Regions from separate parts of the Homo sapiens genome. Here region 2 is linked to region 1. The links are chromatin loops, found by intact Hi-C in ENCODE. Cell type or tissue: MCF 10A. All regions are shown on one strand.

Region 1 (8,000 bases):
GGAGAGTGTTAAATGCATTGACTCAGATTGTCATGCTGAATTGGAAACACTGGCTATTCCACTTGTATTGACTCTCAAGTTGAAAAGTGGGCCTTTTGTGCATTCAGCATGCCTCCCAGAGCCTAGCAAGGAGGGTAGAGATGGATAGGCAGCTTCTTTTTTCCAATCCATACTTGAGAAAATTTCAGCTGCATCAGCAGGTTACAAGGGAAACTACCTGAATGCCACCTGGGATTTATAGCCACCTGGGGGATAAGCATTTGTTTCTAATGTGGAATAAGATAATCTTTTCCTCCTAGCCTCTGGACAATAGAAAGGGAGTCTGACCATTTGCCAAACACATTGTGGAAGGGGAAAGTACGTAGAACTGGAGATTGGACAATGTCCTTAATACTCTTCCTTTACAGAAATTCTGTGACTAGTGTTTTATTTGACTAGAGATGGAGGGCTCCATCTCTCTAATCTTGAAGTCCTGAGATATGTGCCTGCTTGTTCAATGTCACCTAAGGCTTTTTAGTCAGTGTTGAAGGATGGGGCTGTCTTATGATCACACAGATATGTTTTATTGTCTTAAGGGCCTGACAAATCAGGGATACCTTCTAGTTAAATTCCTCTTTAAGGGCCTGAAGTCTCCTTAGTACTCAGCATGCAGTTCAGATGTTTCCCTTTCTCCTGGGAAACAAATAGGATTCTCAAATTGTGACTTTGTTAATTGTTCTTAAGCAAATTGCATTAAAATTTATATGCACCTTTCCAAGAGAAGATAAATTACACATGTTAAAGGAAGGAGAAGAAAAGACACAGTGATTATGAAATTCCTCAGAGAAAGGTTCTTTGTTCTTTGCGTGCCTCATAATCTATCTGTCAGAGCAGACCTGTCCATTCAGCAGGTCTAAGATGGCAGTGAGTTATGATTGGGGGACTCAAGCTTATCATCCTCATTCTCGGGAATATAATTGAAAGGTCAGAATACTTCCCCTTTGAGAGTTATCCAGCTTTGCCCAGGGGCTTGGCTGTGGTCCATGGGTCTTTAACTTGAGGACAGGGGGAAGGTAGGGTAGGGAACGTGGTCTTAGATTTCTCAGATATTTGAAAATAACTTTATCTTCGGTCAAAATCTGGAAACTGTACACATTACAATCAAGTGTTTCTTGGACTTTCTAGGGTAGAGGAAAAATGGGACAATGAAATAACTCTTTTATTCTTTTATGTCTGTTGGAGTCTTGAAACTCTCATCACTTTGCCCCGATATCATTCAGTCGGGCCCAACCTGAGCAAGAGAACATCTCTGATTTGATAAGCTTCTAAAGTAGTGTACATATTGCATTTTGACCACAATAAGACAGATTATGCAGAGTGCTATGAGACAGAGACAGGCCTAAAGAACTTCACTTTCTTTTTCTTTTCTTTTTTTTCTAACATAAAAGGCTGGGCAATTATTCAGGCATTGCCCATGCCACTCCTGACCTTGTGCAATTGTCCAGAAAGTCCCTGAGCCCAGAGCTGGGTGCAGGCTGTGCCTACAGCAAAGTCCTTGGGGGTAACCGGTAGCCTGTGGGGGAGGGGTACTGTTATGACCTCCTTTTACAACTTTCGCAAGGGCAGGCAATCTGGATCAGTGGAGTTAGCTAATCATAACTTCCTCAGTTATTTTATAACTCTGTGCCTCAGTTTCCTCTTCTCTAAAATGATGATAAAAATAGAATGTACTTTTTAGAGATGTGAAAATTAAATGAGGTAAAACTGTTAGGAGAGTTTCAGGGCTAGAGTAAGTGCTTAATCAATCATTATTTATGACATTATTACCTTATTTGGATCATTGAGGAGTAAATTTCTCTCTATTCTTGAATAGAAATGCTTAATAATCAAACAATTTGGTTTCTAAGTGAAGATGAGCTTTTAGTGGGAAATTTACAGATATCTTATGCCTCCCCTTCTTGCCTATACAAAGCCTGTATTCTTGGTTGGGACACCAAGAGCCTTATAAACTTTGCTTAAGCACAACAGAGAATATTCACAAAGTCTCTTAATCTCATCCAATTCCCATGAGAAGGAACACTGTTACATAGTGATGACAGTGGATCTCAACTGCATCATGAATTCTTCCCAAGAGACTCCTGAAACATTTATTTTATGGTAAAGATGCCTTCCAGCAAGATTGACTATAAAAAGAATTTTCTCTCTCTCATTGACTTGTTTTATAAAATCAGAGATATGATCTCATGGAAGAAAATCTTCCAATTGATTTGACAAAAATGCTTAGTTAAAGAATGAGTAGATGATGTGTTTGTTTTATTCCACAACTAAATTGTAAGTTCTTAAAGGGAAGGGAGCTAGATTCCTATTTTTGTAGATTACAAAGATTCAGTACATCGGACTGACCTGGTGGCTCATGCCTGTAATCCTAGCTACTTGGGAGGTCAAAGTGGGAAGATTGCTTGAGCCCAGGAGTTTGAGGCTGCAATGAGCTGTGATCGTGCCATTGCACTCCAGCCTGGGCGACAGAGTGAGACCCTGTCTGTAAAACAAAACAAAACTAAACAAGAATAGATTTAGTACAGGACCCTAAAATGTGCGGGGTACAGTAAATGTTGACATGGGCTGACCAGGTCCGAATAGTAGAAACAGAATATTTTTGAAACTTTTAAGAAGAAAATTCGCTTATGAAAAGATAATAATAGATGTGCCTAGATGTGGGAGTGAAGACAGTAGCCACACTCACTTGACTCTGCCTTTCCTAGAGGGCCCTGAGGGTGTCCTTTAGTGTTTTGAGGGCCTCTGAGAGGGCGTGACCCTGTTTGATTGAAGATGAGGCTCCTGAGACCAAGTGACTTAACCAAGTCTATACCAAGTTATTTATGGTAAAATCAGGACTAGGACTCAGACCTTTAACTGAACATGGAGATTCCAAGATCTCCCTTCTGCTTTCTCTGTATGAAAGGAATTTTTCTTATTTTGATTTATACCTGAGACTAGTATAATTCCACATCAACCAGCTCCTGTTAAATTTCCTGTGAAAGGAAGTTGGATGCAATATCACAATTGACCAATAGATGTCACTATATGCCATATTATTGTGCATGTGGCCACCTGTCTGAAATTTGCTTGAATTTCTTAATTGGGGTGGGGTCTGCAGACTTCTGGGAATCACTGGATCTGTTTGGGAGACACAAAAGAACTATGAGAATTTTAAAAATTGTATCTTAAGCTTGATAAAAGTTTTATCAAATCAAGAGTTATTCGACCTGCTATAAAGGCAAAACTCTTACTTGAAATCTTTTTTGATAGGAAAAAAGGGATGTTTTTCAAGTTGAGTTCCCTGGATGAGAAGTGGAGTTAGTGGGGCTGTGAGGAGCCCCTAACTTCTATTCAATTGGCAAAACCTCCCCTTCCACTTCATAGAGAGGAGTCTGAGGGATTGAAGGGCATGAGATTTGAAGTTCAACACAACTGGGTCTGAGTTCTGGTTCATTCATTAGCTGTCTGATCTTGAGTATGTTATTTAACCTCGTCTAGCCCCACTTCCCTCAGCTGTAACATAATGACACTGATCATATGGTGTTGTAAGGATGAAATGAGACGATATGTGAAAACACAAAGATTAACTGTCATTATTAACTATGACCATTTCACTTTACGAAGGCATTTTTATAACTAAAAATGCTTGGAAAGTACTAACTAGTCCAAGTTTCCATTTTAAAAATGGGACTTAAGAGGCCAAGTTATTTGGTTCTCTGATTATGTTTTACAATTTCATAATACAAGTATTTATGTAAAACAAGACATGCCTGTTCTAAATCTTTTACAGGTGTGTCCCTCCCCACTTGGGGAAATGTGATATGTCCCTATTCAAATTTATCAAACTGATGAAATACAAAATAACCCTTCACTTTGTAATTTAGCAGGCTAAATAATCCAGTTTATTTGAAACTTTTATCTTTATTTTTTTCTGTTTATAAAAGTATTCTAGAATAAGTGTGCAAAATTTCAGCAAATGATGTGTTTAAGTAATGATTTGATTGATGTAGTTAAAATATAATTTAATAATTAAATATGGATGTTTTCATAACTTTTCAACCACACAGTTTTAATGTTTTGATTTAGTCGATTCATTTATTAGGCAAATATTTTCATTGGGAACATTCATATTCACCGAATACATGTATAGGCTGCTAAGTGAAGGCTTTAATGGAGTGGGAATTCATGAATACTTGACCTTATGATGTCGGTTGCTCTGATAAATTGTTAGCTGAAAGAATAATTCAAAGTGTTGTGGGTCTACACTTTGAAGTAGAGGTTGAAGGCCTCTACTGCTGCTGCCGACAGAGGGCGCAGGCAGGTTTGTGCATCTTCTGAGCAGGTGGGGTGCTGTGAGTTACATCTGGGCCAACTACCCATTCAGGAGGCACACCATCTGGGGCCATGATACTTACTGGTACCCATGAAAATGTTTTAATTTTAAGTTCTTTTGAAATACAAAGAAAAAATAAATATAAGAATAATGAATATAATAAGGAATCCAGCTTACATTACATTTTGCCTGGGAAACAGCCAGACTCCATCTCTACAAAAATAAAAATTAAAAATTAAAAAAAAAAATTAGCCAGGTGTGATGGCAGGCACCTGTAATCCCAGATACATGGGAGGCTGAGGCAGGAGAATTGCTTGAGCACAGGAGTTCAAGGCTGCAGTGAGCTATGATGGCACCAATGCACTCCAGCCTGGGTGACAGAGCGAGATCCTGTCACAAAAAAAAAAAAAAAAAAAAAAAAAAATTATGGAGGTGAGGCTCTCTAAGGCCAGAGTAGCTAAGGCCCATGAAAATTATAATGTGACCTGAGCTACACTTCCAAAAAATGTGGAGTCCTAAGTTTACTGTAAGGGGAGAGGGGGATGAGGGAGAAAGTTGGAGGAAGAGGGAGTTGCTGAAGGCAAACTCGGCCTCGGGCCTGGGACACACGATAACCCAGAGAGTAGGGTGAAGGTTTAGCTCACCTGGGCTCTGACTGACTATATGGGAGGTGACCTGGGAGTGTAGGAATTATTTTAAGTTACAAAACTGTTTGTACAAAGACCTTTCTGACCTCATAGCTGCCAAGCTCCTAGACTTTTACCTGCTTCCCAAATCTTCAAAAACAGGCCGTTTTATTCGCCTCGCTTGCAGTCTGTAAAATGTCTTGCTGCCTATAAAATGTCATAGGTCTGGATTGGAAAACACAGGGTGGGCAGGCTGCATGATTCCTCCCCATCTAGGCCTAGGGAGAGCTATGTTTCAGGCTAAGTAGTAGTGCGGGTCGACTTTTCCCTCCTTGGAAAGTTACCATTGGAGGAACTCTGAGACTTCCAAGCAGGTATCTCTGCCTGAACATGAGGGGAGAAAAGAGATCACCCTCTGGGAAAAGAGCAGGCTTGCTGGTAACTCAGAGGACACTTTCTGACAGGCAAGAGAAGAAAGCTAGGTTTCCAGTCTGTGGCTTTTCTCTCTCCAGTGACAGTGTGTTCTGGCACTCCCAGATATGATTGCCTGGTTGCTTAGGGATGGCGCCTGGACCCTTGGCCTGGCGTCTTTGAGGGCTTCCTTCTGGGAAGAGAGAGGGCAAGTGAAGCAGGCTAGAACACGGCCATCTGGTGGCACTGGGCAGTCGACCAGCATCCCCTGCCATCCAGTGAAACACCTGTGAGACTCATGGGGTGGGATGGGAAGATGGGGTTGGGGAGGCTCTGCCCTCAAGAGCTTTGGTGCCATGCACCCATCCAGCCCCAGAGAGAGGGGCAGCAGTGGAGCAGGGGCAGAAGTCTAACAGTCACTCCTGACAGCTGGGGCCAACAGTGAGCCTGGAGAGACCTTGGCTGTGGAGGGGGGATGGAGGTGGCAGGTGTGCCTCTCAACGGAGGGAATAATGGGGATGCATGTGTACAGATACGGTCTGGCTTTTCTGGGGCCAACACCACTCCTACCTGCCTCTTGGCGAACAGGCTGCATCCATCATGTTAGTCTCTTAGGATTAGGTGATGGCTTTGGTTATTTAACTCCTGGGGTGCCTTGTGCCCTGAGGACACCATGCTGATCTTGCTCTCTGGCTGGTGGGTGGGTCCCTTTACTGGCTGACTCTGGGGGGGCAGCAGGGGAGATGTTACTCTATCATTCCTATGCTGATTTATGGCTTCATCTTTTAGTCCTTATGGAGTCAGGTCAGGGGACACAAAGATGAGTAATATATGGTCTCTGCCTTCAAGGAGCTCAAAGTCTGTTGGGAGAGAAAAAAAAAAAGAAAAAAGACTACTGGCACGCAGTGACAAATGCTGGGCTAAGGCCTGCCCAGGAAGGGGACAGCTGCTGGGAGAGGTGTGTGCAGGGGCAGGGTGGGCCTCAAGACAGGGAAGGTGGGATTCCAAGGGAACACAGGAATCGGCCAAGTGGGAAGTCAGGGAGGAACATGTAAAGCTCTGGTGCCATCAAAACCCAGAGGCACTCAGGACTGCCGGCCCTTGAAAAGGCAAGAGCTTAGGGGACAGGATGGGGAATGGAAAGAAAGAAGAATGGAGAGAGGCAGGGCTTCTGGTTATGACCAAGAGCCAGGCATCCCCCTACTAAAGGAAGGATTGGAGAGGAACTGCAAGATTTCCTCAGGGGAGAGACAAGACCAGACTTGAATTATACAAAGATTGAGTCTGGGAGAGGTGGGGAGATGAGAGCTGGAAGCAAGGAGGCCTGTTAGAAGGCAATTATGAGTAGGAAATGATAAGAACCTAAGATCACTGGCAGTCAGTGCAGATTACAGGCTTGTGGCTCCCAGGTGCATGGTGGTGAGTGGGTGGTGGGGTGCAAGGATGGGAGGAGCTTCCCAACTCCTCCTGCTCTTGCGCCTCCAGCCCCAAGGAGATGAGAGAGCTGGTCCAGGTCTTGTTCTAGGAAGGTGCCCCTGCTGGGTTCTGGTTGAGGCGATTTGCCCAGGGTGGAGCCTTTCGCCTCTGCACAGGCTGCTCCTCCTTCCCTTCCCAGCACACTTCCCTTCCCTATGCCTTGTGGTCAACTCCTGCTTGTTCTTTAAGGTACAGGTCAGGTGTTACCTCCTTCAGAGAGACTTTTGTGGCCTATTCCTGCCCCATACCTTGGGTCAGGAGCCTCATTGTTGTGGCATGTGGTTACTGTGCTTGCAGTAAAGGCCTCTGTCATCGTGCACTAAAAGGGCCCAATAACTTGCCGTCTTTTCCCACTACACTGAGCTCCATGAGTGCAAGGTTTATCCTGATGTATTATGTATTAAATGCATATTTACCAACAGCCTGCTTGGTAAGCCAGGAACAGAGCTAGGCATTTGGGATATAAGAGTGAGGGGAAAAACAGGCACTAATCATGCAACCATGAAATTTAGAGCCTATAAGCAAAGACTCATGCTATGATGAGGACAAACACAATGTTATAAGAGCTCCTAGTAGGTACCCATTAGGCAGGGTTCTCCAGAGAAACAGAACAAAGAGGATGTGTGAGTGTGTGTGTGTGTGTGTGTGTATACACATATGTAGATATAGGGAGAGAAATTTATGATAAGGAAATGGCTCTCATGACTATGGAGACTGGCAAGTCCAAATCTACAATATAGTTCTATTCTGAAGGCCAGCACCTGGAGACCCAGGAAAGCCAAGGTTCCAGCTCCAGTATGAAGGCTGTCTTTTGGAGAATTCCCTCTCGCTCAGGATAGCCAGTCTTTTTATTCGATTGAGGCCTTCAACTGATTGGATGAGATGCACCCACATTATGGAGGTCACCCTGCCTTACCCAAAGTGTATTGATTTAAATGCTAATCTCATCCAAAAACACCCTTCAAGCCTGGGTGCAGTGGCGCATGCCTGTAATCCCAGCATTTTGGGAGGCTGAGGTGGGCAGATTGCTTGAGCTCAGAAGTTCAAGACCAGTCTGACCAACATGGCAAAACCCCATCCTACAAAAAATAGAAAAAAAAGCCAAGAGTAGTGGTATATGCCTGTAGTCCAAGCTA
Region 2 (8,000 bases), 870 kb after region 1:
TAGGTCATTCAGGAGTATACATCATGGGTCAATTCCTCTTTGTGAGAGATGCCCTTACACATTCTGGGACTCTTAAGTCCAGCATGCTCTTCCTCTCTACAGCTAACCGTGGCCCCCAATCATTATAACAACAAAAACTATTCCATCAAATTTTCAAACCACTTCTGAGGGGCAATTCTAGTGCCACTGGCAATCACTGACATAAGGCTTGGAGGTGAGGCTTTTCTAAATGTTAGTGAGCACCACTGATGAGTTTGAGTGGAGGTTCTGGTTTCTATGTTAAAAGGCAAATTTTATCTGTTGGTAGAGAACAGACAGAGATAGAATAGACAGGTAGAGAATAGAGTCAGATATGTAGGCAGGTTTAGAGGTCTCCTGGGCCCAAAGCCTTTAGAAGCAGCAAGCTGTGGCACGGTGATTCCCAAGCCGTAGTGCTGTACCACCAGAGGTGGAGGGTTTTGTAACAGTCCACCTACAAAAGTGATTTATCATCTCTGGAGAGCTTACCTGGCCGAGATCACTTATTTTTAAACTAGTTATTTTTATTTATTGTCATTACAATAGTTATTACCTAATGGTAAAAATGTTCATTTTGCTTATATGTAAAGCTGTAGCAAATAGACCTTATCCCAGAAAACATGATTGCAGTGTTTATGTCCTTAGTACTTGCTATAAATTATAATGGAATAGAATATCTTTGAACTATGTGCTCCTTGGAAGTTAGTTGGATCTCTTTGCTTCCATGGTGGTAATATTGTTCAGTGATGATTCTTTTGAGAGAATGAATGGTGAGAAATGGCGTATTATGATAAGGGAAGTTGATAACCATGAGCATAGTAGAAGCAGCAACTTCATGGTAATGACACAGATCTGAGTCTGAATCTGAGGTCTCGCTATTTACTTGTATGAATGTAGACATGCACTAAGTCTAAGTCCCTTGATTTTCTCATCTAGTAAATGATCTAACTAATACCTAGAATTAAATAGGGTAAGCTGTAAAATTGTCGAGGTAGATACATAGGAGGTGCAAACACAAATGCTAACCTCCTTGTTTGTAGTTATTCTTTCTAAACCTTCAGATTGTATGGATCAAGCTAGTTTCTTGGAGGCTGTGCGTGAGGACTTGAGAGATTTTATCTGTGGCCCATGTTTCTAACCATCTTCTTCTTCAAGCGGAGTCCTAGTGGAAGTCAAGACATGCATAATGTATTTTAAATAGTAGTTACCCTCCAAGAGTACGTTCTGCCCATAGTGATCACTGTAAAAGGCCTAGATTTTTCTCTAGGGCTACGAGCAGAGAAGTCCTACAACAATCCTCAGATTCTAGTCCCCGTGGAAAGGGTCGTGTTAGGACTTCTCTGCGTGGGGCAATGCCGGGCTTTAAAGCCTGGGATGAGGGCGAGTGTGTCTATTTTGAGAAGGCAGGTTGGTGTCTACAGAGATGGAATTAGACTAAAAACAAATGCCTGGGGAGCTGGGAAGAGACAGGAGACGAGGGCTTGGCTGTTGTATTCCAGGACAAATCTTTTTCTGGGTGAATTCCTTGCTGTGGACCCAGCTCAGTCCTGAATCTGAAGGGAGCATCTTCTGGCAATCACTAACAATTGCTGATAACTTGTCTTCCTTTGCTACATCTATAGACCACTTTTAAATAAGGAAATGGTACCATCCAAAATATCCGACTGCTTAGAACAAGTTATATTATTTTGAGGGAGCATGAAACTTAAAAAAATTTTCTATTATGTATAAACTTCTAACGGTGCTTTTTAAGGTTTGTGCTTAAGCATGTCTCTAATGGCTGAGGAGAGTGATGGCTTACTTCCAGGTTCAGGAAGCCGGGCCTCAAGTGGCCTGTACTAAGCACAGCATTTCTCTGAAGTCGTAGACTTTATGCTACATTCTAGATTTAGGGTTCTATTTCATTATGTCTGCATTTTTAAAATACAAAAATAATAATCTGGCTCCAAATATTAGAGTAAAAGTGATGCCTGGCATGCCCCACATATGGGATCCTGGCATGCATAAATTATAAAAGCACAGAACTATATTAATATTAAAAATGAGGGGTAGTCCCTGATTATCCACTCAGAGATGAAGGTGAAAGTAATCTAGAGACAGGTTAAATAGAGGGAAAACTGACAGAGTTGAATGAATAATAATCATTAATTCATTTACTCACTCAACAAATGCTTATAGTACCTGCTGTGTGCTAAGAACTGAGCGAGGTACAATGATGAACAAATGAGACAGAGGTGATCACAGAAAAACATGTAAAGCTGCAATGGTAAATGAAGGAGAGATCCATGGAGCAAAGAAGTTCTGTGGCTGGGAGAGTTGACCTCTTCAGGAAGATCAAGGACAGCTTCCCCCAGGAAGTGTCTCTTGACTTGAATCTGAAAGATAAGGAAATAACTAGGCAAAGAATGAAGGAAAGGGCTTTCTATAAAGAGACAGCATAAATGAAGCTTTTGTAGAGGGAGGGAGAATGCCGTGCATGAAGGGCTTTTTTTCTTTCTTTCTTTTTTTCAACAGAGTCTTGCCCCGTTTCCCAGGCTGGAGTGCAATGTCGCGATCTCAGCTCACTGCAACCTCCGCCTCTCGGGCTCAAGTGATTCTCCTGCCTCAGCCTCCCGAGTAACTGGGATTACAGGCATCTGCCACCATGCCCAGCTAATTTTTGTATTTTTAGTAGAGACCGGGTTTCACCCTGTTGTCCAGGCTGGTCTTGAACTCCTGACCTCAGGTAATCCACCCGCCTCCGCCTCCCAAAGTGATGGGATTACAGGTGTGAGCCACCGCACTCGGCCGGATGAAGGACTGTAAAGCGAGTTTGGTTTCACAATAGAGAGTGAGGGAGAAGGCCGCATGAAGTGAAATTGGAGAGACAAGGCCCCAAAGGGCCTTGTATTCCCTGTAAGCTTTTTCTCTCCTTATCCTAAAAACAATGGAAAACCACTGAAAGATTTTAAGCCAAAGAATAACATGATTGGATTTGCATTTTGGAAAGATTACTCCAGCTGCTGCTCAGAGGACAGAGTGGAAGGCTGCCAGGATAGATGCTTGAGCTAAATTAGAAGTTACCACCAGAGGTTGTTGTGAAAAGCAATATTAGCCAGGATTAAGGGGGTGATAATGGTGCTGGTGGTGGTAATGGTAGATATAGAAGAAAAAGGGTTTTAGAAGTATTTATGAGCTAAAACATGCAGGATTTGTTGATGGATTAGAAATGGTACAAAGGGGAAAGAGTTGACAAGAAAGGCTCTAAGATTTCTGGTTTGCACACCATTCGCTAAGATCAGAAACACTTGAAGAAGGCCAAGTTTGGGGGAGAAAATGGTGAGTTCAGTTTGGAGCTTCTAATTTTGAGGTGCTTTTGAGATATAGTAGAGGAGATGTCACACACGTATGAAGGTGAGAGTCAGGTCAGGTCTGAACTGCTGATTTAATTTTGGAAGTCATATGCATGTTGGTGGAATTTAATGCCAAGAGTATGAATAAGATCACATAGGAAAAAGTACAGGGTGAGAAGAGAAAGGGCCTAAGAATGAGCTAAGAGGAACTTCAGCATTTAATAACAGAGTAAGAGGAGTCGGAGAAGTAGTGGGGAGAGGTAGAAGAAAAAGCAGAATATTATAATTTCTGAAGCCCAGGGAAAGAAGTATATAAGAAGAAACTTGTTTGAGTATCCTATGCTGCTGAGAAGTCAGTAGTGATGATAACTAAAATGTATCCACTAGATTATGTGACATGGAAGTCAAGGGTGATAGCTGTTTTAATTTCTCTGGAGTGTTAGGTAAAAAAAGCAGATGGAGGGAGTTGCAGAGGGAGTGGGAGGTAAGGAAACAAAGAATGCATATAGGCAACTTTTAGAAGTGTGGGCATGAAGACATGAAGAGAGGGTGGTGAGGAAGCTATGAGGAGTCAAACAAAAATATCTTTTTTTCCCTTACTTTAAAACTTTTCGTTATGGTAACTCTCCAACATAAATAAAATGAGAGAGAATAGCATTATGAATCCTCATTTACCCACCACTCAGTTTCAACAGTGATCAACTCGTGACCAAACTTGTATCTGTAGTTCCACACATCTTAATTGTTTTTTTAGTGGGAGATACTTGAGTTTCTGTGAAAGCTATTGGGAAGGAAATCATTAAGAGAGAGAGAAAGAGAGAGAGAGAGAGAGAACAAGAGCAAGTACATAAATAGAAGCCAAGGTTTTTGGGAATGTGATAGGGGATCAGAGTGCCAGAGAAGGCATTAGCAGTGGGTAGCTGGAGGGCCAGCTCCTCCGTGACCCTTGGAAGGAAAGAAGGTAGATGTTTAGATGAAGATTTGCATGTTGATATCTGGAAGATGAGGAAATTCCATCTGATGACAGTGGCTATCCTTCTTCTTTTAAAGTAAGTAGCCATGTCTTGAACAGAGAATAACTGAGAAAAAGAGAAGGTGTTGGATGTTTGAAAACAACAGAGAAATTTGGATTAGTTACTGTGGAGAGTGAGAGGATGATAATAATATAGCAGAGAAATGCAGAATATTTACTAGGCGGTGTTAAGGACCCATTTGGAGGTACTGGACTGCCTCTTATAAACAGATGCAATTCACATACATATATTAATAGGTGTCTATTTAATTTGTATGTCCAGCTCGCCAATGTTTGCCGTCATAATACAGGGTGTTACTCTATTCTCTGGTGGAGGAATGTGTCCACACGCATGTGTATATGTGTGTTGTACAGAGGGCAAGGGTATATGGATTCCACAATCTACTGAATGTATGGTCAGAATATATATATCGCAAAAGAGATGATTTTAATTCTTGAAATGTGGGTGTGTCTGAGTCCGTTCTTTTTCACATTCATTGGTTCAGGGCGCCACCTGCTGGGAGGCTTGCACAATGTCACCAGCCAGCTTTTCCAATGCAAACTCTAAATAAAATATCTTTTTTCTTGGTAAAGTCATTTTTTTTTCTTTGAGACAGAGTTTTGTTCTTGTTGTCCAGGCTGGAGTACGATGGCGCAATCTCCGCTCACTGCAATCTCCACTGACTACAACCTCCGCCTCCCGGGTTCAAGTGATTATCCTGCCTCAGCCTCCTGAGTAGCTGGGATTACAGGTACCCGCCACCACTCCCAGCTATTTTCTTTTTTTTTTTTTTTTTTTTGGTATTTCTAGTAGAGATGGAGTTTCACCATGTTGGCCAGGATGGTCTTGAACTCCTGACTTCAGTTGATCCACCTGACTCAGCCTCCCAAAGTGCTGGGATTACAGGCGTGAGCCACCACGCCTGGCAAGTCAGTGATTTTGCACACACAGCATTTGCCCCCATGAAGTTTGAGTTTCATGTTTTTCAGATACTATTTTATTTTCTGTATTTTGGGGTCAAAGCAGGAACATTAAAATACGTTCTTTCCCGACTTGATTTTGGTCTTTTGGTGAAATACCACGTCTTGCCTGTTTAAATGCATGTGTTGTCTGTAAATCTCATCCATGATCTATATATTCAAGAAGAGAAATAAAATTTCAGACTTTTATCTGAAATACCATTAATAAGAAATAGATTATCTGTTAAAGGTGTTTAAAGTACAGATGATCCAACTGTGTAGATTGAGCAGTATTATTGAACAGTCTCCTAAAATTTGGATTTTGTTGTCCGCCCACTTTCTATCCCAAGTTATTCTCCTCTAGGTTCTCCAACTGAAATGAATATGTCTTCATAGTTTCCAAGCTGATCTCTAAGGAATCTAATCTGCTACAAATTATTTTTTTAAATAGTCTTGTCTTAACCTGAGTATAGTGTCCTTTAAAACTTTTCCTCTAAGATCCTTGCATCACGCTACTAAACTGCTCCCAATTTCTAGATTTTCATTAAATAATTTCTTTCCTTCAAATGTACTGTATGACAAAGTTCAGAGATAAATTATTCTAATTACTTCTCCTGTAATTCAAAAACTCTTAATTATGATCATTATATATGTATACACACACATATGTATACATATACATATATATATGCACAAATTCAGTCATGATACACACAGAATTTAGAGAAACACAGTATAAAGTGTACCGAATCATTCCCCAAGGAAAATAGCATTAGTTCATCTACTCATCCAGTCTTTATGAAGTGCCTGCTGTGGGTCCGGAACTTTGAGAGGCACTGGAGATGCATTGGGAATAAGACAGGCATGGTTCTGGGTCTTAAACTGCTTGCTCTGGAGTGTGGAAGACAGACATTGATTAGGTCATCCCAACACATTATGGAGGGTTCACTCTTAGGGGAAGTACAGAGAACACCATGGAACATCTGGAAGCTGGAGGATCATCAGGGCTTCCTGGAAGAAGTGGCATTAAGCTGTGAAGGAAGGAGAGAAAAAAAGCACTCCAGGCAGTCTGTGAGACTGACATCTAATGCCGAGAGCCAGATTGTGGAGGAACTGATAAACCTTCTTAAGGAGTTAGGATTTTATCCTAAGAGAAAATACCAGCCAATGACAGATTTGAAGAGTGCGTGCGTGTGTGTGTGTGTGTGTGTGTGTGTGTGTGTGTGTGTGTGTGGTGACCAGGCTTAGATTTATAGTTTGGAATACAGTTTGAAAAGATTATTCCAGAAGAATTTGGAGAAAGACTGAAGGGAAGCTAGGTTGGAGACAGTTTGAGGGTATATGTGATATGGTGTTGGCTTGTATTAGAGAAGTGGAGAGAAAGAGAGAGAAGAGGATAAAACTGAGGGTCATTTAATATATCAAATGAATAAGACTCAGTGGAAATCAGCTGTAAGAGGCAAAGGGAAAAGGAGAGCCCAGGATGATTCCCGGCTTTCTGGCTTGAGCAAATGAGTGAATGGAAGTGCCTTTTAATGAGAAAGGGGATAGGTAGTGGAAGTAGATTCTCAAAAAGGCCAGGGAAGATGAGTATTTCCACTTTAGACATGTTGAATTTGAGGTGTCAAATATGTACCAGTAGATATGTCTAATGGGCAGCTAGATATATGAGCCTGGAACTGTGAAGAGAAATCTAGGTCAGAAATACAAGTTAGGAATGATCAGTCTGTTGTGAGTAAATTGATGTCTTGGGAGTGGTCAATATCTCATAGAAGGTAAAATAAGAAAAGAAGAATGGCTAAGAAGAAGCCCTGAGGAACCCATCATTTAAGGAATCATCAGAGGAGGTAGAAGCGAGCAAATGAGACTGGCCAGATAGGCAGGAAGAAAACTAGGAGGGCTGGGGCCAGAATCAATGAACAGATGCTTTTAAAAAAGGGTGCACGAGCCATAGTGTCAAATGTTGCTGATAAGGGCCGACGTTTCCTTTAGGATTTGGTAATACATGGGTTGTCAAGGGAAGCTTCAGTGGAGTGACAGAAGTGGACATTAGTGAGTTCCCAAGTGAGTGAGAAGTGAGGAAGGAGAAGCAAGGAGTGTATACAATTAAAACATTTGTTGTGAAATGGAGTTAGTGGATGGGATGGGAGCTGGAGGGAGAAGTGTGTGGTTTAGGGAGTGGTTTGTTTGACAGGGAATGGTAGTGAATGTTTAAATGCTCATGGAAGTTATCTCATAAAGACAAACATTGAAGGAACAAGAGAGAGGAGTAATCAATAGATAGTTTAGTATTTGAGGAGGCAGTCAGAGATAATGATAATAGTAGTAATGAAAGTTGTTCCCCTCTTATTCAGTAACTGTTCTGAGGGCATGATTCCATTTAATTCCTACACAGCCTCTCCTACAGAGGTACTTTTTATTGTTATCCTGTTTTTTTGAGATAAGGAAACTGAGGCATAGAATGGTACTCTGAGTAACCAACATCACATAGTAAGTGGTGGAGACAGCATTGATACCCAGTCAATCTAGCTTGAGACTTGCACCATTAACCACAGTGTCCTATTGTTGGGTTCACAACCTGGCTGTAGACTCAACCCTTAGTACTGTAACTGAAGAGAAGGTGGATAGAGCAGGTACAAATGCAGTTGTCAGCTTAGTTAGCATCATGAATTTTCTAG

Evidence for each region. A loop is a pair of places that touch in the nucleus more often than their neighbours do. Peaks named below come from ENCODE experiments on the same cell type or tissue, not always from the same donor. Only the 100,000 strongest peaks of a DNase experiment are listed, where the experiment ranks them.
Region 2: it touches region 1 in a loop (6-fold over the local background); 11 of 110 quality-filtered maps call a loop at or near these places.

The regions. Positions count from the first base shown.
Region 1 is chr1:160,002,841-160,010,840 of GRCh38, reverse strand. The region is part of intron 3 of LOC124904436 (a long non-coding RNA gene); the gene reads left to right. Among named protein-coding and RNA genes, the nearest start is that of PIGM, 25 kb to the left of the region's middle. In MCF 10A, CTCF peaks have their summits at 3,067 (motif pointing right) and 4,331 (motif pointing right); DNase peaks (open chromatin) are centred at 3,040 and 4,340.
Region 2 is chr1:159,129,357-159,137,356 of GRCh38, reverse strand. It overlaps a transcript of AIM2 not described here. Among named protein-coding and RNA genes, the nearest start is that of TRR-TCT4-1, 8.3 kb to the left of the region's middle. In MCF 10A, a CTCF peak has its summit at 4,880 (motif pointing left); a DNase peak (open chromatin) is centred at 4,866.